Linked DNA regions of Homo sapiens: region 1 is linked to region 2. A link is a loop called in an ENCODE intact Hi-C map of the cell type or tissue named here. Cell type or tissue: prostate gland. All regions are shown on one strand.

Region 1 (2,500 bases), 150 kb before region 2:
GTCATCAGAGCCACCGTCTTTCCCCTGCCGTCAGTACCTTCCTTTAATTACTGAGATGGAACCGTCCAATGAGATGGTTTTTAAAAGAAGCAGGCAGCTTATAGGATTCTCCTTTCCACAGCTGCTGGGCTGATGCCATCACAGGGTGGTTCTTGTATTTTGTAACCTTTGACATTTTCTTGGGCCCTTTCAGCAAAAAAAAATATGATGCACGTTTTAACTTCTCAGCTGTCGCCCCAGTTTTTTCAGGTAACCGCTGATGCATAGCAGGTAAGGTGTTCACCGCCTGCGGGCTGTGGTGTCTTGTGGCTCGGCTTGGGGCCCTTTGTTGGGGACAGGCTCCAAAAATTTCAAAGCTGGGCACACCACTGAGTGATGGCATGGCCAGAGTCGGAAGGCAGAGCATCGGCCGCCGTCCGTGAGGCCATCCGAAGCGTGACCTCATCTCTTAAGGGGCAAGAAATCTTTACTGTGTCAAAATAAATACAAGCCAAAGTGTCTCCCTGAAGCAGGAACTCCTTCCCTTGGTTCCATTTCTTCCCTGTGTAGCCACCTCCTTCCTCTGCCATGGTCCTCCCAACCCTCCTACAGTTTCACATTTAATCTGCAACTTTTAAAGAGGAGCCTTCGTTCCACATAGAATCCGTATCTTGTTCTTAAGCTGATGACACTTGGGGCTGCTCAAGGCCCATGCAGTGGTGAAGGTGTGTAGAGGAGTTTGGTTTTTCTTAGGTCCTGAGATGGCCACATGTAGCCCCTTCACCCCTCGGTTTCCAGGAGGATTAAGGGAGCCACTTGGCTTGCTGAGCTAGAGGGAAGCCCTGGGCTGGCTGAGACCCCTCAACTCTGGACCTCCTGGAGGCAGAGGGGCTCGTAGGAGAGGACAAGAGGTCACCCTGGACTTCTTCTGGAGCTGGAGTGAGGTTGCTGTGTACAGATGAGGTGGGAGGGATGGCAGGTTTTTATCACATCACAGAGTGATGGAAGAATTCTAAAGGAGGTGGTGGGGCTGCTTGCACAACTGTGTAACTTTACCAAACATCATCGAATTGTGTACTTACAGGGGGTGAACTTTATGGTATGGTAATGATACCTCAAAAAAGCTGCAGATGACTTCTCATTCTCTGCATTCCACAATGTCGCACTTCCCCTGGGGCAGTGAATGCTGCCAGCTGAAGGTGGGGGGTGGCATCAGAAAACCCTTAAAACAGATGAATAAATACGACCTCATATCAGCTAATAAATCAGAACACGATTCTGCCCCATGGAGAAACCCATCGCGAGTGCTGTGACCCGGCCTCCCGGTCCTTGCTCTCTACAGCATCTTGAAGCTGCAGCATCTTTGCAGATGCCCCCTTTACAAAGCACATTCTCCCCTTGCTTCTTCCAGCCTCTCCTCCTGTGTCTACACGAACGTTTACTAGGCTTTTGTCCTGAGCCCTCTGATTTTCTTCTTCTGCACTCTCCCTTTGGGGAGCTCATCTGTGTCCACAGATTTAAGTTACCTTTCCAAGTAAATTGTTGCTAAGACTGACATCTCCAGTGCTAAGCCTTTCCAAAGGCCTGGCCCCATATTTCCCGCATTGGAGAGGCCTGTGGACCGGTGCAGCGACCGCTGAGGCCTGCACATCATTACAACCCGAGAGAACTCCAACTGTGCAGACCCCAGCTCCCCTGCGGATCTGATTCACATTTAGTAGTTCTGGGGCATGGTCTGGGGATGCGCATCAAAAAATTTCCTCGCAGGGATGCCGATGATTAGTCAGCTTTGGGAACAACCGGCCTCTTGGGCAGAGCAAAATTTGAGTTGGACAGACCTGACTTCAAATCTTGGCTTCTCCACTTTAAGATTAAGTCTGGGCCGGGCGCAGTGGCCCATGCCTGTAATCCCAGCACTTTGGGAGGTTGAGGCAGGTGGATCATGAGGTCAGGAGATCGAGACCAGCCTGGCTAACACGGTAAAACCCCATCTCTACTAAAAATACAAAAAATTAGCCAGGCGTGGTGGCGGGCACCTGTAGTCCCAGCTACTCAGGAGGCTGAGGCAGGAGAATGGTGTGAACGTGGGAGGCGGAGCTTGCAGTGAGCCGAGATCGCGCCACCGCACTCCAGCCTGGGTGACAGAAGGAGACTCCATCTCAAAAAAAAAAAAAAAAAAAAAAGGTTAAGTCTGAATCTTAGTCTGAGGTTATTTAGTCTTTCCAAACCTCAGTTCCCCAGCTTGTAAAATGGAAGTGACCTCAGAGGGTTCTAGGGAAGAGTAGGGCGGGCAGTGACAATTATATGTGCCAGGATGTCTTGCCAATACCTCAAACAAGCCCCAAATAGAACTCATTCTCTCTCCCACCACACGACCCTGTCCCCCTGAAGAAAACGAAACATAGCCCAGGTGAATGCTGCTCCTTTTCTTTTCCCTTGGCCGGGTTGATGGCATTGCTGGCCTTGCTGTCACATGGAACCATCTCTGACATCTTCTTCCCCTTGCCATGCCCATCTGAGC
Region 2 (2,500 bases):
AACACCTGTTCTCATGCTCCTTCTGCAGTGACCCTCTCGTGCTCTAGGCACACCTGTTAGATGGAACCTGGGACTTTCAAGGTTGTCACTGCCAGGGCTGGCATGATGTGCTTGCACTCCTGCTCCCTTTATGGACCTGGGAGTTGGGAAGGTGCATTGGGTTCCAAGAGAAGCAGGAACTGATTTGGTCTTGTAGTGAAAATAGACCTGGCTCTGGTTTGGTAAGTGAGTGACCTTGGACTTAGTTTCCCTAGAAGCAGAAATAGGATAACAGTAAGTCTTCCCACTTCAAGGAATGTTATAAGGATCAAGTGAGATCATGTGAAATTCTTAGGAAAGCTGCAAGGGAGTCTACCTATGAAACACAGAGGCCATGGGACACAGAGGGAGGAGTAAGGGCTCGAGCTGGGCAGGCCTGGGTGTGAATTCCAGTGTTTCTCTTCAGGCTGTGCTGCCTAGGGAAATGTACTTACCTCTTCTGAGCTTTTCTTTGCTCTTCTGTCAACCAAGGGATAATGAAGCTACACTGACTGGTTACTCACAGTGATAACAGGAGTATCTGTTATTTATTAAACGCTTATGTTGAGCCAGGACCTTTCTTCCTTTCCTTTTTAAAACCTCCATAAAATGTAGCCGGATTTGTAATCACACATTACTTCACGTGGACTTTGGCTGGTTTGTGTAGTGTCTCTGTGAGAGCAGGGGTTCTACGGGTATTGCCCGGCGCTGTGTTTCCAAAGCCCAGCATGTGCCTGGCCCACGGTGGGCGCTTAAGAAATGTTCATGCAGTCAAGGGGGTGCAGCTGCCTGGCAAGGAGAACCCGGGAAATTCATTTACCCTTCTTATTATTCAGTTCCTTCACCTGAACTCTCTCAGGCTGGAGCTGAGCTTTGGGTTCATAATATATAATTATTCTCCCCAGTTAAAAATGACTAAACTGAGGTCAGGAGAGGTTAAGTGCTGTGCCCTAGATCACTCAACTAGGAACTAGGGAACAAAGCCTTCTTGTACAGTACTTGTCAGAGCCTCCTTGGAAGCTTGGGAAAAGGGTGTGGGCAGGACTGGGCAGGGAGGAAACAGCTGAGCACCTGCCGGATTCACCATCTGCCCCCATGAAGATACATGGAATCCTATCTCTCATAACGGCCTCCAGCCATGCCCATTTTACAGATGAGAAACTGAGGCTGAGAGGGAGAAAGAACCCGAAGCTCAGCTCCAGCCAGAGAGAGTTCAGGTAAAAGAACAGAATAATAAGAAGGGCAAATGAATTTCCAGAGTTCCTTCATCCCAGAGTAGGATGCTCAGCCTTGCCAGGCAGCTGCACTCAGCTTCCCGCCCTCTCTGAGCAGGGGGGTTGGAATGTGTCTGCGGAGGGCAGCGAGGAAGGAGCCTGCTGGAATTCCTTCCCTGTGGCACATCTGGGAGGGGTATTCCCCCTGGTGATACTTGGGAAATCATGCTGGCCTCGCCAGTCCTTTTTTCCACTGTTCTTTTGGTCTCGGAGCACCCGCCAAACATCTGACACTGTTCAGGATCGATTGCACATAAAATGAAGAATGGGTATTTAAAAAACAGGTTTTTTTGTGTGTTTTTCCCCCTGTTGTCATCTAAGAAGCAGGTTTTTAGGTTCTTTGATTCTCTCCCAGAATAACAACCATATGGGGCCTCCACTTACACTGAGCAGCCTGTGCCTTGTGCCAGGGACTGGTTTGTTTCCATTGTCAGCAAACCTTGACTGGCTCCAAACATTTTCACTTCAGGTGGTTTCTGAAAGAGGGAAAGACTGAGGGGAAAGTGATGATGTGGTCCCTCTGAAGAGGGTTTAGCTTTCAAGGGTATGGCAGGGGTGGGGTCGACAGCCAGAGGGGTGTGACTTTGAGAAGCCAACTCACCGGCAGGATCCAGCGAGATCCAGGCTCGGTGGCTGGAACAAAGAATGTTTTGAACCACACGGGGCTCTGGCATGTTTGTTGATCGACTTATCCAAGGCCTGGGCCAGCTGCTCTTGTTCCAGAAGATTTCATGGATTAACTCCCTGGGCTTTGGAAAATTGTGTCTTTTTTAAGAAAGGGAAGTTTTGAAAAGCAAATGCTCCTGGGCAGGCTGGGGGTGTGGGGAGTGTTGGCTGGAGTGGGAGGTCACATTCGCCCCATGGTGGGATGGCCAAGGGCTCCCAGCGAGGGAACAGTTGGACCTGTGGTGTCCTGGGGGGAGGGTTCCTCTGAGGGACCCTAATGGACAGAGGAGTGTGGACCCCTGAGCCTGGGAGCATCGTGGGCATTTAGACCAAACCACGGGAAGGGCTCCCCAATGCTGAAGGTTGCTAGGCGCTGGGGGAGGTTCCCCGGGAGACTGTGGCTAGAAACACCATCTGCCAAAGATGATTTAGTTCCGGAAGAGGCAAGGGATAGAACGAGATGGTCCTTTCTGTCCCAGTTAATCTTGGTGCTGTTCATTCCGGGCTGAGCATTCCCTTCCTGAAGTGGAATGGAAGACAGA

What was found. A loop is a pair of places that touch in the nucleus more often than their neighbours do. Peaks named below come from ENCODE experiments on the same cell type or tissue, not always from the same donor. Only the 100,000 strongest peaks of a DNase experiment are listed, where the experiment ranks them.
Region 1: it touches region 2 in a loop (2.5-fold over the local background); 2 of 110 quality-filtered maps call a loop at or near these places.

Annotation. Positions count from the first base shown.
Region 1 is chr12:2,121,236-2,123,735 of GRCh38, forward strand. All of the region lies in intron 3 of CACNA1C (calcium voltage-gated channel subunit alpha1 C), which reads left to right. Among named protein-coding and RNA genes, the nearest start is that of CACNA1C, 69 kb to the left of the region's middle. In prostate gland, no CTCF peak of the experiment used is centred here; no DNase peak of the experiment used is centred here.
Region 2 is chr12:2,266,404-2,268,903 of GRCh38, forward strand. All of the region lies in intron 3 of CACNA1C (calcium voltage-gated channel subunit alpha1 C), which reads left to right. Among named protein-coding and RNA genes, the nearest start is that of CACNA1C-IT3, 2.1 kb to the right of the region's middle. In prostate gland, no CTCF peak of the experiment used is centred here; no DNase peak of the experiment used is centred here; H3K27ac peaks cover 1,140 bases.